Regions from separate parts of the Homo sapiens genome. Here region 1 is linked to region 2. A link is a loop called in an ENCODE intact Hi-C map of the cell type or tissue named here. Cell type or tissue: sigmoid colon. All regions are shown on one strand. Links, peaks and the distances in the headings refer to the core of each region. The heading gives the core; the rest is flanking DNA. Region 1 overlaps LOC102724929 (a long non-coding RNA gene). Region 2 holds the start of LOC105376249 (a long non-coding RNA gene).

Evidence for each region. A loop is a pair of places that touch in the nucleus more often than their neighbours do. Peaks named below come from ENCODE experiments on the same cell type or tissue, not always from the same donor. Only the 100,000 strongest peaks of a DNase experiment are listed, where the experiment ranks them.
Region 1: a loop joins it to region 2, with 2.6 times the contacts of the local background. A loop is called at or near these places in 3 of 110 quality-filtered maps.

What each region holds. Positions count from the first base shown.
Region 1 is chr9:118,652,337-118,663,532 of GRCh38, reverse strand. The region is part of intron 3 of LOC102724929 (a long non-coding RNA gene); the gene reads left to right. Among named protein-coding and RNA genes, the nearest start is that of LINC02578, 22 kb to the left of the region's middle. In sigmoid colon, for the core only: no CTCF peak of the experiment used is centred there; no DNase peak of the experiment used is centred there.
Region 2 is chr9:118,589,877-118,601,072 of GRCh38, reverse strand. LOC105376249 (a long non-coding RNA gene) reads left to right here and starts at 3,901. Exons shown (of 3, transcript XR_930297.2): 1 at 3,901-3,932; 2 at 6,857-6,986; 3 at 7,886-8,078. In sigmoid colon, for the core only: a CTCF peak has its summit at 5,190; a DNase peak (open chromatin) is centred at 5,132.

The DNA.
Region 1 (11,196 bases), core at 1,310-9,309, 62 kb before region 2:
ATAAATATTCATCAAATGCTTAAAGAATGAAGCATCTCCTAGAAATTTAAGGATACTTCCCTCTCAATGTCTAAGTTCTATCTTGGGCAGAATATGTTAATGACTTAAATCAAGGCTAGAAGACGTGTTTATCAATTTTTTTTTTTTTTTGTAATTAACACAAAGTTTGGAAAGTGGGTAGGGAATGATGAACGAGGGAGCAAAGCAAGTCTCCTCAGGCTGGGTCAATGGGCTGGATCCCTAAATGCAGCCTTTAATAAGGATAGATGGTTGGCCTGCAAAAACAAAACCCCATGGAAGAATTCCAGTATGAGGAAAACAAGGCGTTATGGCATAAGATATTTTCTTCTAAAACAAAACACACACACATACTGACACACACAGAGAAACAAACTGTCACTGATAGCTCAATATCCATCAAGAGTGAGCTATTACTAACACAAATGTATGTTAACTCAGACTATATTAAGAAGTAAAACATCAAGATTTGGGAACTTAGAATTACAGCATAATGCTTCAGAGTGTAGACTCTTGAGGTGGACTTTCAAGATTTGAATTTTGTATCTCCTGCTTCCTAGCTACACGACTTTGAGGTAATTACTTAATATTACTGGATCTAGGTTTCCTCATCTGTAAAATGAGAACCTACCTCAAAGTCGTTATGAAGATTCAAATAGTTAACAGAGTCAAGAAGCTAATCTCAGCTATTCTTATTAGTCATAATAGTAAGATTAGTACTATCACTGATGCAGGAATTCTGTTTTGAGTTTGCACAAGAGGACTCAGTTAAAGGGGGCATTAGAAGGCAGTATAGTATATTTGTCAGCTGTACATACTCTGGTGTTAAGGAGACTTGGATTGAAATCCCTTGCATGCTGCTTACTAGTGAACTTAGGTTGCTGAACCTACTTCTGCCCTTACTTCATTCTTTATTCGGGTTAACTGAAAGAAGTAAATGGGAGGCACCTGAGAATCGCTTAGTTCTGTGTCCATAATAAGTGCCGAAACCCAACAGCAAGTGAGAATCTCAAAGGGAAATGAGAAGATGATTGAAAAAAAGAAGCCAAGCAAGAAATCTAAGACAAGACAAAGAACAATGTCCCCAGTATTTTAAAACACTGGAGGGGCAAAGAGAAAAGTGGGCTACAACTTGAGGTCTCACCAAATAGGTATAAGCTACAGAGAGGCACATCTCAAGGTTAGTTCATTAAGAAAATAAAAATTAATAATTAACAATTTCAAGTAGTCATAGCTACCCCTAAACAGGATAGGAAGCCTTAGAAGATATTAAGTTTTTACTACAGAAATTGCTTATGATTACACTGCACAACAATGTGTAGGAGTTAAACTACATATTCGAAAGTTCCTCCCAACACTCTGTATCTATAGTTCTGAACATCCCATTAATAGTCATACGTTAATGTCCCTTTGTTCCTAAGTGCTCTGACTCAGTTGATCTTAACATGGAAAGAGAGACAGGTGAATAGGAAAGACCAGGGAAATTGATTTTCTTTCCTTAAAGCAAATTTCCATTTCACCACCTATTGCTCATAAACACCTGCATACATTTCTGAACATCCCAACACATGCCTGGGATGCTCTTACTCATTAGCGGGTTGGGATACTGACACGGATTCATTGCCACATTAGTACTGCATGTTGTGCTAACTCTATAGAGTATCTTCCATTCTGGAAGTCTGTGCAAATAACATCAAAATGCCACACTTCTAAGGTGACAGGGGGCAACGATGCTTAAAAATGTTAAATCTCTTTTTAATTTGAAAGGGAGATTTCCTTGATGTTGAGGTGAAAGCAGGAAAAAGCAAGGAAACAAAATGCAAATGTCAGGGCAGGATTTTCCCTTCACGCAGGGTAAAAGACAACATTTAAAGGAAGATTTAAAACATTTAAAGATTCAAAACATGTAAAATAAACGCGTGGAAGCTGGAAATACTCCTCATGGAAGCTGGTAATACTCCTCATAAGAGTTGATTGAATCATGATAAGTAAAATATAATAGCAATATCGGTTTTCTTCTTAAGGTACAACAGGCACTATGCTATGAACTTCACCTACATTGTCTCAAGTTTTCATCATGCAAGTGTCAGGATTTTCAATATTATTTTAAAGATGAGGAAACTGAAGTTTGGAGAAGGGAAGTTGCTGAAAATCACAAAGCCCAGATGGAGTCCAACCAGGATTCAATATCAGTTACCTTTCTTTCTTTCTTTTTCTTTCTTTTCTTTTCTTTTCTTTTCTTTTCTTTTCTTTTCTTTTCTTTTCTTTTCTTTCTTTCTTTCTTTTTCTTTCTTTCTTTCCTTCTTTCTTTTTTTCTTTCTTTCTTTTCTTTTTCTTTCTTTCTTCCTTCCTTTCTTTCTCACTCTTTTCCTTCCTTCCTTTCTTTCTCTCTCTTTTCCTTCCTTCCTTTCTTTCTCTTTTCCTTCCTTCCTTCCTTCTTTCCTTCCTTCCTTCCTCCTGCCCTCCCTTCCCTCCTTCCTTCCTTCCTTTCTTTCTCGGAGTCTTGCTCTGTCACCCAGGCTGGAGTGCAGTGGCACAATCTCGGCTCAACGCAGCCTCTGCCCCACCAAGTTTCCAGTGATTCTCCTGCCTCAGCCTCCCAAGTAGCTGGGATGACAGGCGCCCACCACCATGCCCAGCTAATTTTTTTTTCTTCTATTTTTAGTAGAGACAGGGTTTCGCCATGTTGGCCAGGCTGGTCTTGAACTCCTGACCTCAGGTGATCCACCCATCTTGGCCTCCCAAAGTGCTGGAATTACAGGTGTGAACCATCTTGCCTGGCCTCCCCCTCAAAATTCTATAATATTCTTATTTTAAATGACTTTCTCCCCTTCATATCCCCCCTTGTCTAAAGAACCATGCAAGTGTACATACCACCATCATAGCATTTAGGTCTCCTGTGACTTACAGTTAGTTGGAACACAAACTCCTTTAATAATGAATGCCTCAACCAAATGATGGTCATTTTTATGTTCTTCAGGCCTAGGTCGGGCGCAGTGGCTCACGCCTGTAATCTCAGGACTTTGGGAGGCTGAGATGGGTAGATCACCTGAGGTCGGGAGTTTGAGAACAGCCTGACGAAACATCCATCTCTACTAAAAATACAAAAAAATTAGCTAGGCTTGGTGGCACACACCTGTAGTCCCAGCTGCCTGGGAGGCTGAGGCAGGAAAATCACTTGAACCCCCGGGAGCAGAGGTTGCAGTGAGGCGAGATCATGCCACTGCACTCCAGCCTGGGCGACAGAGTGACTCCTTCTCAAAGATCAAATAAAATAATTAAAAATATATATATTATTCAGGCCTAGTCCTTAGAAATAATACTTGTCCATAGACTAGCACATAGAAATAATATCATTAATATTTATAATATATGAATAACTGCTAATGTTTATCAAGAGGTTAGCATATGTCAGATTCTATTCTAAGCACTTTTCACGCACTAATTCATTTAACAGTATAAGAAACCAATGCAGTAGGTATAATTATATCCATTATGCAGAACATTTAAGTACCTTAGATACTCAATTACGTGAACATTTCTTTTCTTATCCTTGCAAACTGCTATAATTTTACTCTAAAGTTTTGCTCACCTCTTGCCTTCTGTCTCTTCCAAACCATCATTTACAAGGCTTCCAGAATTATCTCATAAAAGCCAAGGTTACATCAGGCCATTCCCCTGATGGTCCCATTTTCTGCAAGAAAGAGTCCAAGCTCCTTAGTCTGTCCATTCAGCGCTTCTTAATCTGACCTCAGCCTGTCTTGCATGTGTGTTTCCACCCTCCTTCATTTGCCCTGTGCCCTAAATCACCTCTGGAGAGCTCAGATCTCTAAGCTAAGTTTAATGATGTTCTTCATCTCATAACATCCTTTCCTGAACTTGTGTGCTGAAACAAAGCAAATATTCCACTGAAGCCTGATTATACATAGGCCAACTGAACATCATGTCCTACCTGGAATGCTGAAATAGTCTTCGGCCTGATTTTTCTACTTCTACACTTGACCCTGCCCTCCCAGAAAGGTCCTCAACTGTAGCCTAAGAGAACATTTTTTGAAAAGTAAGTCAAACACAATTTACCTATGTAACAAGCCTACACATGTTCCTCTAGACCCTAAAATAAGAGTAGAGGAACAAAAAAATTCAAATCATGTCACTGCCCAGCTCAGATCTATGACTGGCTTCTCATATAATCGGAATAATATCCATACTCCTTACTTTGCCCTCTAAGACCCTACGTGGTTTGCCTCATGCCTTCCCTTTCGCCTCCTCTTCTCTGTGCTTCTTGTTCATTCTTGTCAACTATGTGGTTATTCCTGTTATTTTGAGACCACGAGCTCACTCATTGCTCATCCATTGTTGCTTCAACAGTCTTCTACTTATTCTCCAACCTGGACTTTTGGTTAGATCTCTCCTTGACGTTATTCACATCCATGCTCAAATATTATGCTTTCAAGATAGGACTTCTCTGGTCTCCGTATTTTGAATGTTCCCTGTTCTTCCATATATTCACTAATTCCATACTGGTTTATCTTTCTTCATAACATTTCTGCCACTTGAAATCATAGTGTATACTAATTTGTATATTTCTTTCTAGACTGCCTTCACACTCATAAGTTCTAAGCTTTATTAGATTTAAGGATTTGGCCTATTTTATTCTTTGTGTTTTCTTAGCAAATGATACTGGGTGCATCCTAAGTGCACCAGCATGGCACATGTATACATATGTAACTAACCTGCACAATGTGCACATGTACCCTAAAACTTAAAGTATAATAAAAACAAACAAACAAACAAACAAACAACAAAAAAAAAGAATTGTTGAATGAATGCTGGTCCATGGAATTTTTCCCTTTACTCTAAGACAAATTATGTGTTCTTTATCACTTTGCTTCTCCTCAATGGATAGTGTTGGCTAATTCATACCCCTCAGTTCATGACAAATGTTTATGATCCATCCTTACAAAGATATGTTTCTATATTATTTATTTTATTCCCATGTGCCCCCATTTCCCTCTCCACATCACAGGGTTTAATGAGTACCCTTTTGTATTAGTCTGTTCTCACACTGCTAATAAAGACATACCTGAGACTGGGTAATTTTTAAAGGAAAGAGGTTTAATTGACTCACAGTTCCACATGGCTGGGGAGGCCTCACAATCATGGTGGAAGGGGAATGAGGAGTAAAGTCACATCTTACATGGTGGCAGGCAAGAGAGCTTGTGTGGGGTAACTCCCCTTTATAAAACCATCAGCTCTTGTGAGACTTATTCACTATCACAAGAACAACATGGGAAAGACCCATCCCCATGATTCAATTACCTCCCACTGGGTCCTTCCCATGACACATGGGAATTATGGGAGCTAAAATTCAAGATAAATTTTGGGTGGGGACACAGCTAAACCATATCAGCTTTTGTTTATATGAATTTTTGTATGTATGTTATTATTTTGTAGTTAACATATTTTTAATATGTATAAATGAAAACAGTATGATTCTCATTCTATTTGTCCTGTTTTCTGGACCCATCCATGTTACTATGTGCACATCTAGTATGTAGTGTCTCCTGACCTTCTGGTTCTCCATTGGACAGCTGACATATCTTAACCTGCCTCATTCTCCAAGGAGGTGCTCCCACACTCCTTGCAACAAATCCTACAATGAACACCTTTTACTCATCCCTTTGTGTAGGTCCATGAAAATTCTTTCTTTCTTTTTTTTTTTTTTTTTTTTTTTTTGAGACAGAGTCTCACTCTGTCACCCAGGCTGGAGTGCAGTGGCACAATCTCAGCTCACTGCAACCTCTACCTCTTGGGTTCAAGCAATTCTCCAGCCTCATCCTCCCAAGTAGCTGGGAATACAGGCACATGCCACTGTGTCCAGCTAATTTTTGTATTTTTAGTAGAGACCGGGTTTCACCATGTTGGCCAGGCTGGTCTCGAATTCCTGACCTCAGGGAAGATTTGTGGAATGGGACTATTTCTACACTTAATCTGACTAGGCATAGTTGCAATGCTCTCCAGAATGCCTATACATCTATTCTACAACCAGTGGTGCATGGTGGCTTCCTATCCTCATATCTCTGACAACATTTTCCATGATTGAGCTTTCTAATTACTTTTTCAATGCACTTTCCACATTATGGCACATTATGGTGCACAGTACTTCATGTTATCTGGTCACCATCTCTGTCATTGCTGTATGCTGTGCCTCCTAAGGGTGGGGTTACACTGTTATTTTTGTATTCCAAATACAAAAAGTCTAGTCCAGTGCCTGTCACAAAATGTGGACTTAATAGAATGCGTTAAATGAAAGAGTAAGCTATATTTCTTCACTTTAGCTCAGCCCCATCTAGAACATGTATTCACTTTAAAACTGCTATATGCCAAATGTTGTTTTAGATGATACAGATGCATTTTTTTCTAAATCTTTGAGTAAGTTTCTATTCTCTTCTACATATGAGGAAACTGAGGCTAAGCCTCAGTTTTAACATCACAGCTGAGGTGGTTCAAGCACGGGGTTTGAATGCAGATCTGAGTGACTAGAAAGCCAAAGCCATCCCCCTCATTTTTCTGTTTATGTTGATGGATTCTCATGGTAATAAGATAAATGAATCAAGTAGAATTTGTTTTTATATTTTTATATAAGTACTCTCTCTCTCCCCTACAAGTAAGATGAGATTTTCTCTGTGCCATAAACCACAACTCCTGAACTCTATGAAATAACAATATCCCACATTCAGGACGTGTTTAAAGTCACCACCACTCGCAATAATCCTTGGCATTTAGGAACACATTTTTTTTTTTTTCTGGAGAGTTTCTTCTTTAGGGATATCAACACAACTAGCTGTTAATCTGGACATAAAATCCTTGCTTATCTATAGAACCCTAAGCTAGAGGATTTTTTAAATGTCTGGTTGAAGTATATCAAATCCATGTATATATGTTAATTTCTTACTTTGTGCTGGACACTGCTAAATTCTGACAAATGATGATGAATAGGGCAAACATAGTCTGTTACTTCAGAACTCACCAAAGGATATGAGCATGCAGAAAAGGTAGAGACAAAACTAACAGAGAAGAAGTGATAGGGCAAAATGTGAAAACATTACAGGGACACTTAACCCAGCCCTGGAGCAAGGGAGACTTTTGGAAGTAAATGATGGAGATTAATAGGAGAGGAGACAAAGGTGGAAGAAGACAAAGGTGGAGGAAGAAGAAAAAGTGTATTCTAAGAAAAGAGAATGGAGTGTGCAAAAGTCCAGAGGGGAAAAAAAGCCTTGTGTATGCAAGGAAGTAAAAGAAGTTGAACAAGGCTGGAGCGCAGATTGTAAAGCGAAGGGGAAACTCTTACAGTTAAGACTGGACAGCTCAGCAGGGTCCAGGTCACACTGGCTGATTATAAAGTGATTTTAATCTATGTCTGAGGACAGTGGAGACCTATTCGATGGTTAGCAAAGCAAGAAAATGACATGTTCAGATTCGTGTTTTGGAAGATTCTCTTGGCCACAGAAAAAAATAAGATTAAAAGTGGGAATGGGGATAGGAGTTGATACTAGAGGTAAGAGGACCACTTAAATGTTTATTGCAGTGATGCAGGGGAGTGATAATGATGTGGACAAGAACAGATGGGATAGAACTAACTGAGTAACATAGTAAGATAAACCTAGGGACTGATTGGATAAAGGTGGGGAGAGTTAAGGACCATGCCTAGTGCTCAATATTAATCCCCTCACACGCCATAGAATGTAGATTCTATGTTCGTGGTCTCTGTGATGAGCTTTCTGAAAGGCACTTCAGCTAACTCCTAAAAGTACAAAGCACAGCACATTTCTAGGACAGGAAAGGTAATCAAATTAATTTTTTTGTGCTCAGCTTTCATTTTAACTTCTTATTGAACCTGAGTCCGTGATGTTTGAACTTCTAAGAGTTTGCTTCTGGTTCCTGTTTCCTTCCAACTCAAATCAATAGAGCAAATGGTGAGTGAAGGCAATCAACCTTTAGTCAGGATGGTTTAGCAAGACAGTTATTGCAGAGAGTTTCTGTTTTCCTGATCTTGGATCTTTTCTTTGTGGGACCTTCACTAGTACCACCTCATGACCTCTTTCTCTGACTCATTCTCCCAACAGAAGTTGGAATGAATTATTCGATTGGTGAATTCGAAAGGAGAAATAGAGTATGTATGTGTTAATTGCTAACATTTTCAACATCTCCAAAATACCACATTGACTTCTCTAGATGAGGTAGTTCAGATGAGTTCACAACTCTCTGGAAAAGGGTCCTTTTCAAAGCTTATTTTTATATAGTCAATTGTACCGTTATTCTTTTCCTATTGTCTTCTATTTACATTTTCTTTTAAATTTCTCTTTCTCTCTCTTTTTATTTTTGCTCTCTCACCTTTTTGTCTCACTCATGTCTCCTTTAACTGGATTCTTATTCCTTTGTTTCAACATTAAAAATACCAATTTTAGTGATTATTTTAAAACCATTTTGTGTTTTTAATACACACACTCTCTGACCCTCTCCCGACCCCCTCCCATTCTCTCAGAAGAGATCTGAAAGATGGCATATCTATTAATTAACAAGTCTCGCTTTGTCATTCTAACTTACTTCAGAATCAGTGTTAATTTATAAATAACTATCTAGTTTTGTAAAAATGACTAACTGGGAAATATCCAAACATTCAAGATCTTCCTTCCCAAGCCAATTATACATCTTTTATAGTAATTTTCATTACGTCCATATTTAAACCTGCTAACCCTGCCCTGAAGCCAAATCAGCCTGTGGAGAATCTAAGATGTCCTAGAATGTTTCCTGGAATGTCTTTCTATTTTTGTGTTCTTGTGCATCTGTCATTACTAACAAGAAGAAGCTCAAAACACACGGTTTCCAAGAAGCTGCCCTTGATATACTTACATATTTATATACTGTGTTGCTCCAAACATTTTTATTCTATACAAAAACCTCACTAAACATTTTCTACTTCTTCTAAAATTCTCCCCATATCCACAGTTTTAAAATCAATCACTCTATCTATCTATCTATCTATCTATCTATCTATCTATCTATCTATCTACCTACCTATCCAATTTATCTATCAATTGAGAGTAGAACAAATTATTTCCTTTTTAGAAGACTTACATCAGGCTCAGGAATCATTAAGCTTACAGTCTGGGTCAGGGATGATGTAGGAATGATTGTCTCTCCCCACAGTTCAGGGAAGTATACATGTACTTGCTCTAATAAAGCCTATATTGGTTTTATAACCAATCATATTAGGTTCTTGGCTTTGATTGCTCTGGGTTTGATGTTCACTAACTCAAGAGCAGAATTCAGTAACCATTTATCACATTTCTCTTTGGTCTTATTGTTAGACATGATGCAGAATTATAATAAAATATAATAAAAATACTTTTACATTTGCATCTGGTTAAACTATAACCATTCTACTTCTGTTCCATTAATGATTTCAACTCCCATTAGTGTCTATACTTTCACAGGTACCATGTCCTTTATTTATTTTACATCTTCCAACACAATTCATTTGGCATTCCGTACTCAGTAAGTGATCAATACGTGCTTGTTAACTGAGTTAGTGAGAAATTGAGTCCTTGGCATCTGCCCTTGCAAAGGAGAAACATTTCCCACCCAGAAAGTGTGAGGAAAAGAAATCTAGAGAGAGAGAGACTATTTGGAACCTTGGCAACTCACATGTTGTCATATTGCTTCAGAGTCCTGCGCCCTGTGTTTAGGGAGTAAGGAAAAAGGATGATCCAACCTCTGATCAAGGACAAATGACGGCAAGGAATCCTCAGAGCAGCAAACAGGAAAGTTGATGCTAGACAGAAGTTCAATCTCCCAGGGAATCTCAGGCATTGGAAGCTATCCTCGTTGTCTGGGCTCTCTAGAGCCACTGACATGGGAAATTCAAATGTTAGAAGACACAAGTTCAGAGCAACATTTGTCATAGGTGGCTATTTCTGCCACAATTACCCGTGGCTCCCAGACTCATCATTTGTAATTAAAGTAGGGGTGTTTGACATTTTCCATCATTGCAATTTCTGCTACCCTATGACCAAATGACATGGCACCCCTTGAGCCTTGATGACGGGCTGAGAAAGAAAGATCCCTTGGTTTTAGACCACTCAGCCTGCGTGGCCTACAAGTAACCATTTGTCATTATCTTCCACCATTTCATTACCTGCACTGCACTGCCACCTCCATGCTTCTGCTCATGGTTTTTCTTCTGTTTCATAAGCCCCACATCACTACATTTCTCATCTCTTAAGGCCTATTTTTTTAAAACTTATTCTCTATGAATCCAGGTAGCAGAATGTAATGATTGCCAGTGTGAACATAAGAGGCAGGCTTCTGGGATTAAAATTCCAGCTCCCTTACTCACTAGCAATATGACCTTAGGCAAGTTAGCCTCTCAGCCTCAGTTTTCTGGAAGTAGACTATTATGTGCATACGAATTTACCTTCCTCATGGATGTGATCGGGAATAAATGATTATGTGTGTATGTCTATATGTGCATTTACACATGTTTATTTCTGTATCTATTATTATGTGCATACTAATTTACCTTCCTCATGGATGTGATCAGGAATAAATGATTATGTGTGTGTGTCTATATGTGCATTTACATATGTTTATTTCTGTATATATGTACACACCCATATACACATACAAACTTAAAATAGTGCCTGACATTTACTAAATCTTAATAAATGCTGGGTGTTTGCTATTATCGCTCTTTAATTTCTTACTGTTGAAATCCTTATAGTTTTTGTGTTGTTCTCTCTGTCTCTCTGTCTCTCTCTCTCCCCCTCCCTCCCTCTCTGTCTCCCTCCTTCCCTCCCTTCTTCTTCCTTCTCTCTCTCTCTTTTTCTCCCTCTATTTATTTCTCACTTCTCATATACATTAGTTTGTAGTGTAGCCTTGAAGTCATGGAATTTATAAATATCACCGAAGTGGTATTAGTATTAAAACCTCATTCTCAAAATAAGTCTTCAAAAAGGTGACTCACATGTAAACACAGACTAGCTGAGGCAATACGCTCACCTTGTGTGTTCTTTCTTTCCTGCTCAGCCTCTTGAATTGTCTTTGCCCCTACCTGCACTAAAGGAAGATTTGCTTTCTGCTACCATTTTCCACCATAGAGGTGCTAATGTTCCTGTC
Region 2 (11,196 bases), core at 981-8,980:
TAGTTATTCAGTAAATGCTGGCTATTGTCTCTATTTGTATGTACCCCCATCTTGCAGATGAGAAAACAGATTCAGATAGCAAAAATGAATTGCTCAAGATCACTAACAAAAAGGCAGGGTTCAAATTTGGTAAAGAGTCACTGAAATGGCCGAGGCGTCTCTGAAGGTGAGACTGCTGGCAAATACATCAGAAGATTGTAGGTTGCTGTGAGAAGTCAAGGATTAATATAAGCTCAAGAGAAAACTCCTCCTACCTCTTATACCTTCCAGTCCATTTTTTTTTTTCCAGAGACAGAATTTCACTTTTTCATCCATCTGGAGTACAGTGGCACATCATCGCTCACTATAACCTCCAACTCCTGGGCTCAAGCCATTCTCCCACTTCAGCTTCCTAAGTCGCTGAAACTACAGGCTAAAGCCACCATACCTGAATACTTATTTTTTCTTTTTACTGATTTTTTTTTTGTAGAGATGGGGTCTCACTATATTGTCCAGGCTGGTCTCAAACTCCTGGCCTCAAGTGATCATTCTGCCTTGGTCTCCAGTCCCATTCTCATCTGTTATTATTTCTGAGTAGCCAATAGGTTGCCTGGATTATACATGTTTATTGGTTCTGGCTCTGTTAGCATTCTAAAGATTTCAGATTTTAGTTCTTGTTTCATTAGGAAATTTCCAAGGAGACCAAAAGAACATGGCCATTTTTAATACAGTTATCTCTTATTTACCATTTTTACTATAAAACTCCACCAAGTTCAGAATTATAGTTACGTAAACCACATGAGATTTTAGAGAGTTATGATGTAGTAATATAGTCATGCATCGCTTAACAATGAGGATAGTTTCTGAGAAATGCATTATTAGATGATTTTGTCATTGTGTAATCATCAAAGGTGTACTTACCCAAACCTACATGGTATAGACCACTACACACTTAGGCTATATGGTATAGTCTATTGCTGCCAGACGACAAACCTGTACAACAGGGTACTGTACTGAATACTGTAGGTAATTATAAATTATGGTAAGTATTTTTGTATTTAAACACACTTAAATATAGAAAAGATACATTAAAATACAGTATTATAATCTTGTGTGACCACCATTGTATATGTGTTCTGCTGTTGACTACAACATCATTATGTAACACATAACCGCAATTACAACAATAATAAAAATAATACTCAACCTTGACCTATCTATAGTGCTATATAGTTTGCAAAATGCCTTTAAATGTTATCTCATGCCATCCTTACAATCATACTGGGAAGTAGTTAAGACAAGTACTATCATCCCCAATTTACAGATGAGAAAATTGAGGCCCAGTAAAGTGAATTGATTGCCTAAAGTTATATATTTTGAGCAGTCTCATATCCACGATTTCTGCTTCTGCCTCCATATCCTTTGTGATAATCTGGTAAATTTCCAAGTATTTCTGTAGCCATTTTCTCAAATAACTCACAATGGACACTCAGTTTTTAGACTTTATGTCTGGAAGAACACAGGTAGTGTCTATGGTTACAATTTAACATGACATAATCAATGGTGAATAAGAACTTTCTCTATGCAAAACAAATTGTGTAATTTTACTGGAAGAAAAAGGAATGGTGAAAACATAGCTCTTGCCCAGAAGAACTTAACTATTTAGTAAAGGAGGTAGATATACTGATAGCAAATCACAAGTAAAAGCATGCTGAATTAAGAATCATAGCAAATACACATGCACACATCAGGATGAAGAGAGGGAAGAGAAATTACTTCTTATTAAGAGACTGGTGAAAGATTATAAAATAACAACACTGTTAGGCCTTGAAGAAAAATTATTGATAGAGAAAGAAGAGAGAGAACAGATTAAAAGAACCACCATCAGAAAATGTATGCATGCAAGTACCTAACATGCTTGCACATTGGCAAATATTGTAATTCCCATTTTATGTAACACATCAGCCAGCATAGGCACAGGAGCGTTTATCAGCTTCTCTAAAGTTTTAGATCCTGAAAGCACTAGATGTAACTTGCTTCTCAATCTGATGTTCTTCCCACAACTTTAACCAGGTCCTGAGAGGCCTAACGTGTCTTTTTATTCAGGGCTCAACCACTGAATTTCCAGATGCCTCTTCCACTCTTTCTCAAAGATTCACAGGGTGACAGTGGTTCACACATCTTTGCAGCCAGTATCCACTTCCCATTGTAAGCCATCTGTTCACATTAGTGAGGAAAAAGAATCTGTACCTTACCTCTGTTTGTTCCTACTTATCCCTATTACCAAGATCCCACAGAGCAAATGGCCTTGTTATGTGGTAGAAATAGGCAATAAAAATATGTTGCGTTTGGCATTCAGAGTACTTTAGAACCAAGAAACTCCAAGTAGCTTTTAAAATATTCATCATGTTTAACCATATTTAATCACCGAGTTAACCCATGGCTAAAGAACACTAGACGGGGAATAAAAAGAACTGGGTTCTGGCCACTATTCTGCAAGGTCACCCTTGCCAAGCTTTTCCTCTGTGAGCCTCAGGTGCTCATCACTTAAAAAAAAAAATCATGAACCAAAGCTCATGGGCTGTAAGATTCTGTGCTAATTGTCTAAATGAAGGAATCACAAGGGCATCAAATACAAAGATTTGGTTACACTTCAGATATCTTTGGCAGGCTTAGAATAAGCAACCAATCTTTTCAAAAGAAAAGTTGTTTTACTCGTTTGTCCCAGTGACTCTTGGGGGAAAATTGCTAAAGAATAGAGACAAAGAATTCTGTCTTTGAGGTATTCTGTCCTTATCAAAGTCAGTCCAAAAATTCATTTTTGTATCTGATCTATGTTTGGAGTCAGTTCTCTCTCTCTCTCCTACTTGCTCCTCTGCCTTTCTTCTTCCTCATCTATTATAAGGCAATTGTAGCATAGTGAGCAACTCTGAATATTAAAGACAGACAAGCACAGAGCCACAGGATTTCATATAGCATTTGTTACTTCCTTGCCATATGGGCTTGCCTGAATTACTTTGCTTCTTTCTGAGGCTTGGTTTTCTTATCAATTAAATGGGACTAATAATACTAATTTATAGAGTTGTTGTGTGGGTTAAGTAGGATGAAGTATTTAAAGAGCCAATATAATGCCTGGCAAAAAGAACCCAGTAAAAACTCCAATGAGAAAATCGGTTAGATATCCTTCCCTTTCTATTTTTAGAGGCAATCAGTAAAGTGACTGAAAGTGAAGTCAGACAGACCAGCCTTCAAATTATGCCTGCACAGCATCTACTTACCACCTCTAAACCTGAACTTCTTAAGCTAAAATGGAGATCACTCTTTCTAATGGGAATTTTTGGGAATGTAAAATAAGGTAACGACTCTGTAATACTTTGTGTCTGGCTATATACACAGTAAAGTTTAATTATTTTCATTGTCACTGATTATTCATTTATTACCTCATTTGCATTCTCCATTAACAGTAGTTCCAGCCTACAAAATATTTCCTGGGCACTTAATAGGTGCTAAGTTCTGTGCTGTGCACTGGGCACACAATGACATACATGTTCTATTAATTCACTTACCCAGTATAAGCTTATAGTCTAGAGGTAAAAAAATAGACATATAGATATTTCTGATACAATAGCCTAAGTAAGCACAAGAAACTATGGAATCCCTAAGAAAAATCTTTAACTTGACTAGAGGAGTATGTTCAGAGTTGATTTCTTCAAGGAGATGATCAGTGGGTTGAGTCAAGAAGGATTAACAGCTATGGCTTGGCCAAAGGAGGATAAGAAAATGTGTGTTCTAGAAGGGAGAAAACCAAAGAATAGTGATTCTAAAGCTTTGTGTTCCATTAGAATCACCTGAGGAGCTTTGAAAGCTCACGATGCCTGAGCTTCTTTCCCTACCAGTAAAGCAGAAGTCCTGGGGATGGGACTCAGACATCAGTGCTTTCAAAAGCTCCACAGGTAGTTTCAGTGTGCAGCCAAGTGGGGAGCCCCTGGCTTAAACCAGTGTGTGGATGGAAACTGTTCTGTCCTGGAATAAGCAGGGGCCAATGAGGAAGCACATGAGTAACAGGGCACAGTCTTTACACTTGACTTATGTGTGGTGATTAGACATTCGGGAGTTTAAAAGGAGAGAGCAGAGGGTCAATCATATTTGCATTTTGGAGGGATTGCTTGGGATGTAACTCAGTACTGAATTCCAGAGGAAGCAAAAATTTTAAAAAAAGTAATGTGATGTGCAATCTTCAGAAAGCATAGAATCAGTCAATCACGACTGGAAGAATGTGCTTTAGAAATTCCTTAGTGACATGTGGGGTTTATAAATATACTGATGCCTAGGGCTTTCCTCAGACATCAGAAAAAGTTTTAGGGATGTGGTATTTTGGTATTTGCATTTTCATGACGTTCACCTAAAGGGATTGAGAACACCTGCCAATGAACCTGAGTGACCATCTCATGAAGGATATTTAGTCACTGAGGTAACAAAAGTTCATGGCCTATGTGTGGGTCAGGCTGGGTTAGTAACAGGGTCAGTTTTTGGATAGAAGGTTACTAGAGCACTCAGCCGTCTCTAGTAACCTTTGATCTATCTACCTTTGATCTAGTAACCTTTGGCCCGTCTCTCCTTTGATCTATTTTTCTCCTTGCCCTTCAAAGTGCTAATGCCTACAATTCCACCTGTCTTTATTTCTATCAAAATCAGTACTCCCATTAAAAAAAAAAAAAACCTGAAATGTGCCACTGACCCTTGACTGAGACTGAAATCACAGTCTGAATCTGGAACAAACAGTGGAATGGAAGGGCTTATCTGCTCTGAAGAGAGCTATAAGTTTCAGCAAGTCCTGGGTATGCGGGGGAGACCTCTTTGACTAGGGTGGGGGTGTGATCACTTACTACATACATACATAAAAGCAGACCCCTATCAGCACCATCAGGCAGATCAAGGATGGATCAACTCATTAAACAGCAGCTAAAGCCCACACTGACATGGGCACATCTGACTCAATACTTCTTAGGGAAAATCTGGGAGAGGGATGCTCTATCTTGACCCTAGTGAAGAGACACAGACCAGGAGGAGACAGGCAGCCACCCCAAACCTCCTTCTCCTAGCTTCTTTAAGGAGCCAGACTTCTATAAGCAAGCGGCCAGTGCATTTGTATGACTCAACAGTGACACCCAGTGACTCTCTCTGTCAGTCCCAGGTGGCTGTTCCCGGAGGATCTTCTGAGGAATACATTTCAGCCTCCATTACCTAGTACTGAATCAGCAGAAGCAATCACATCAAATTCAGTCTTGAAAGAGACAAACATAATAAAAAATCCCAGTTTGTATTAACATAATCATCTAACTGTTGAAGCATATTCTTCTCCCCTGTTGGGCCATGTCTGATGTCAAACATAATACCACCATGTAGTACTGTAGCTTCTTGATGTTAGAATCACAAGGCAGTGATTATTTATAATGTAAGTAGGACCATAGAGACAGGCACGTAACAGGGCCACATCATTACATATTGAGCCAGCCGAATCTAGACATGGAGAGAGAGATTAACAATTTGTATTATAACCAGATAGAAGAGACCAGCATAACCCATGGGATTCTAAACTATGGCACACACACACACAAAAAGATAACCTGAGCACTTTTAGCCTAGAAAAAAAAAACTTCTTCATGGAATGGGGAGAAGAGTTGGGATGCTTTCTTTCGGATGTCGGATGGGCGGGTAGAAACAGAAGGGATTTTACTGGTTTTATTTGGTCCCAAAGAGCAGAAATAGAGTTGACGAGTGGAAAGTACAGGGAAACTGCTTTACGTTCAACATAAGGAAGCACTTTATAACAACTGGATCTACTGGGAAATGAAAGAAATTCAGAAAGCAGAGAATTGTATGTCATTTAAAACATAGTGCAGGCATGTCTTTTAATAATTCCAGTTTTTAAAAAAGGGAGAATGGATCAGGTAAATAATTCAGTAACTTTAATAAGTCAAATGACAGGGACGTGGGTGGTCAAGGGTGCAGGAAGATAATTGGGCATAGCATTTAGGGCTGATTGAAATCTTTCTCCACTTATCACTGTTTTTTAAATAATTAAAACGTGTTTCCTTCCTCATTCTCATTAGACCAGTAATCTTTGTTTATCCATTTACATAGTGGAAGATGCTTGCACCTTCCACCTACATTCACCTACCTGTCACATGAAAAACAGATACCCCCTACTTGCCTCTTCCAGTTTCCTTTTCCCTCATTGTTTCTATACCAAGAACAGCTTAGCTAGAATCAGGATCTGATCCTTAGCGCAGTCAACAACGGCTAGGGAAGAGATCATTACATTATACAAGTGTAGATAAGTGATGATTGTCCAATGCACTGAATGATCTATTGTCAAGAAGCTTAGAAGGAAAAAAAGTACATTATGGGAGGGAATGAGTGCACAGAAAGGCTGTGCTGTGGTTTGAATGTGTCCTTCCAAAAGTCATGTAGAAACCTCATCCCCATTGTGGTAGGATTAAGAGGTGAAGCCTTTAGAAGGTGATTAGATCATGAGGGTTGTGCTTTCATGAATGGAATTAGTGGCCTTACAAAAGATACTCGAGGCGGCTCTTTTATTCTTCTGTCACGTAAGGACACATAGAAAGCACCATCTATGAAGCACAAGCCCTCGCTAGACACCAAATCTGTTGGCACCTTGATCTTGGGCTTCTCAGCCTCCAGAATGTGAGCAATAAATATCTATTGTTAATACATTATGCAGTCTAAGATATTTGTTATAGAGGCCTGCATAGACTAAGATAGGCTAGGAGACTAAGATGTGCTATTTTCTCTTTAAATATTAACTTCCCTGAATCTCTGATTAATTTTAAATAATGTCAAATTTATCTCCCAGTTTAGCCATTCCTGTTATTCTCTGCTGTGCCTTACCCTAATCTGCTAATTGGAATGGATTACGGAAAGAAAAAAGTATAAAGAGAAAAATGAAACAACAGAAGGAAAGGTGCAAATCGAGAAACTGGAAGGTACAAGAGTTAGTTTGGGGTACTGACTTGGTTGTAGACTGGTCTCCAATGAGAAAAAGCATAAGTAAAAAATTATGAGGCTTCCAGTTCAAAATTGAGTTAGTATTTGGTATAAAATATACCTGGACTAGTGTTTGAGGTCCAAGCAGCTGGAGTCTCTGGTAAGTAACTAAGCAGGGTATCAAGGCTATAGCCAAGCAAGTTGGAGTTCAAGATTAGTCATCAGATAAGGCAGAGATATAATCGACCTAGAACTGAGGCATACACCCTGTCTAAACCCAAGTGTCCATTGAGATAGTTTCAACTACTGGAAATAGCCTGTGCTATATATATATATATATATATATATATGGATTTCAATTTAGGTCTTCATGGGTAATGTAAATTGAGGAAAGTCACTTCCCTTTCCTGAGCCTTAGTTTCCTCATTTGTAAAATGGGAAAATGGGATTATAGGTACTAACCTGATGATAGGATCCTACTGATTTAGGGATTAGAAAAGACATTATGTTTAAAGTGCCTAATACATTGCCTGGCACATTGATAATCGTTATCAATGTTATGAGGAACCTAGGTGGGAACTGGGAAGAAGTTGGGCAATGGAGCCCATGCCCACAACAATTCTGTGCGTTTGTAGAAATGTTGGATATCGAAATTTCCTGACATAGTCCCCATATGTTCAGTGCCCTGGTAAAGCTGATTTGACAAAAATTCTTGATATCAGCATTAGACAACATTGAGGAATGCAATGGCTTCTTTGTTGCACATATATTTTCCTTTCATATTCTCTTACTCTACCAATTTTTCTCTAGTCTTTGCTATAGCAACCAGCTGTACTCAGGTGTAGCCTAATAGCACCTGATCTCGGCTGCACTGCATATATCTTGCTTTTTCTCCCAGGGCTTATCTGGCACAATCACATGGATCTACCGTAAGAGCTTGATCAGCCATTCTGATGTCTGCACACACTGGGAACAGATAGGGTGTTAACATTTCCTGGAACAATGCTTTACCAATGGGCAGGAACTAGTAGGTAAGTATTCTCTTTTTTCCAATCTCAGAGATTTCTAAGGCACATTCCATACAGCTGTTGAAATATCACAAACAGGATTAAGCTCCAGTTTTTCTGTAGTTGTAATCAGCTCAGTAACCTTGGATTGGCTGCTTTTCTTCTTTCCCAATTTACACTTCACTAATCCTCCAAGCCTGTGGCTTGGAAATAAACCTTCCCTGGTTTATTTCTCAGGCCATCCATCATGTACCACAGGAGCAAATGACCCCAAATAAACTACCTCCACAAAGGCCCGTGTCTCAGGCTCTGCTTTTTAGGAAGAATTCAAACCAGAATTCTACAATGCTAGCATAGCACTAAGAGCTGCGTAAGACATCAGGGATAATTTAGTCAATTACCACATTTCATGGATGGGTATGCAGAAACAGAGAGAATTAGTGACTCCTTCAAAGTCACAAACATAGGCAACTTGTGCAAAGGGGAACCCAAAATGTGAAAGGGGAGCAATTGGGGGATGGGAGAAAGGGACTGAAGAGAAAAGAAAGACAAAGTTGCCTGGGTGATGGAAAGAAGAAAGAGCAAGCCATTAAAACATCTTAGCACAGTGGGGATGACATGTATTGAATTTACCCTGTCAGCAGAGCAGAGCGCAGCACCCACCCTGATAAATGCCAGGTCCCATTGCTGACACTTGATAAAGGTTCCATCTAACAGCAGAGCAGCACTGAGAATGGGGTGATGGTGGCACTTGCTGTTTTAATCTCCACTGCTTTCCAGTGTGTAACATGGAGTAGGTGCTCAATGAATGTCTGTGAAATAATGGGCAAATTAGTGAGGCAAAACTCCTTCAGCATCTCCATCATGAATGCCCACATACCTGGCCTTTCTGTGTGCAGTTAGGTATCTAGCTATATATGAGTGCACACTTTTTTTTCTTTTTTATTATTTTGTGCTGTACATTAAAAAAATAGTTTCAGGGGTTTGTATCACAGTGAGTGTAGCCGCCCTTGGGTTCCTTGAGTATAAGTGTGTGTGTGTGTATACACACACAGTGTATTATATATATAATACTCTGTATATATATATATACACAATACCTGTATACATGCATGTATGTGTGTGCATATATTTATAAATACACTCATACACAGAGTTATGCATCACTTAATGTCAGGGATACTTTCTGAATAATTTGTCAGGGGATTTTGATGTTGTGCAAACATTATAGAGTATGTATAACATAAGCCTACAGAGTGTGTATAACACAAGCCTACAGGGTATAGCCTACCACACTCCTAGGCTCTATGGTATAGCCTAGTGCTTCTAGGCCACAAACCTGTACAGCCTGTTATTGTGCTGAATATTGTAGGCAATTACAACACAATGGTAAGCATTTGTTTATCTAAACGTAGAAAAGGTACAGTAGAAATACAGATAAAAGTTAAAAAGTGGTATACCTGTATAGGGCACTTACCATGAATGGAGCTTGTAGGACTGGAATTTGCTCTGGGTGAGTCTGTGAGTGAGTGATGAGTGAATGTGAAATTGTAGAACATCGCTGCACACTGCTATAAACTTTATAAGCACTGCACACTTAGGATACACTAAACTTATAAAACACATTTCTTCAATAATAAATTAACCTTAGCCTACTGTAATATTTTTACTTCATAAACTTTTTATATTTTTACTTTTTGACTCTTCTGTGATAACATTTAGTTTGAAACACAAGCACACTGTACAGCTACATAATTTTTTCTTTATATCCTTCTATACCCTTTTCCCAATTTTTAATTTTTTTTTTTTTACATTTTAAACTTTTTTGTTAAAATCTAAGACACGGATTGGGTGTGGTGGCTCACACCTGTAATCCTAGCACTTTGGGAGGCGAAGGCATGTTGATCACCTGAGATCTGGTGATGGAGACAAGCCTGACCAACATGGAGAAATCGTGTCACTACTGAAATTACAAAAAAACAAAAAACAAAAAACAAAATTATCTGGGCATTGTGGTGCATGCCTGTAACCCCATCTACTCTGGAGACTGAGGTAGGAGAATCACTTGAACCTGGGAGGCGGAGGTTGCAATTAGCCGAGCTTGTGCCACTGCACTCCAGCCTGATTGACAGAGTGAGACTCCATCTTAAAAACAAAAAGAAAAACAAAAACAAAAAGAAAACAAACAAAAAAAGCCTAAGACATGGCCATACACATTAGTTTAGCCCTACACAGGGTCAGGATCATCAATGTCACTCTCTCCCACCTCCACATCTTGTCCCACTGGAAAGTCTTCAGGTGCAACAGCATGGATGGAGCTGTCATCCCCTGTATTTCCTATGATAAAAATGCCTTCTTCTGGAATACCTCCTAAAGGACCCGACTGAGGCTGTTTACAGTTAACTTTTTATATATATGTGTGTCTGTGTGTGTGTGTGTGTAGAAACAGTATAATCTAAAATAACAATAAAAATATAGTATAATAAGTACATAAACCAGTAACATAGTTGTTTATTGTCATTATCAAGTATTAAGTAGTGCACATAATTATATTTGCTATACTTTTATATGACTGACAACATAGTAGGTTTGTTTACTCTGGCATATCCACAAACACATGAGTAATACATTATGCTACAACATTAAATGTCTACAAGGTCACTAAGTAACAGGAATTTTCAACTCCATTATAATCATATGAAGCCACTGTCATACACGCTGTCTGTTGACCAAAATATCATTATGTGGCACATGACTGTATAAATATTTCTGGTTACTCAAATCTTTGATAATCCTATCACATCACATGACTGTATATTAGCAGCTCTTTACTCTTCTTACATCAAGGATTTGGAGATTCAGAGCTCTTCATATGCTCATTTGTGTAAACATGCTATCTTTACTTCCTTTTCCTAGTCTCATATAATTTTTTAATTGCATCAATACTAATTTTCACAAGTTGCAGTTTCTCAAAATAGCTACTATTCATTTAAAGAAACCAAAATCAGAAACAGACATAACCTATTAGGTACCATGTGTCAGGCACTGTGCTGTTTATTAGAGCTAAACTGGTAAAGACGGTGCTTAGCTTTGGAAAGACTATAATGATAGAAACTTGTCTTCTTACTTGACCCCTGAACACCTTGACTTATTATGGTAGGCATTAACCTGAACTGATTTTCACCCTGAATACTTCTAGAAA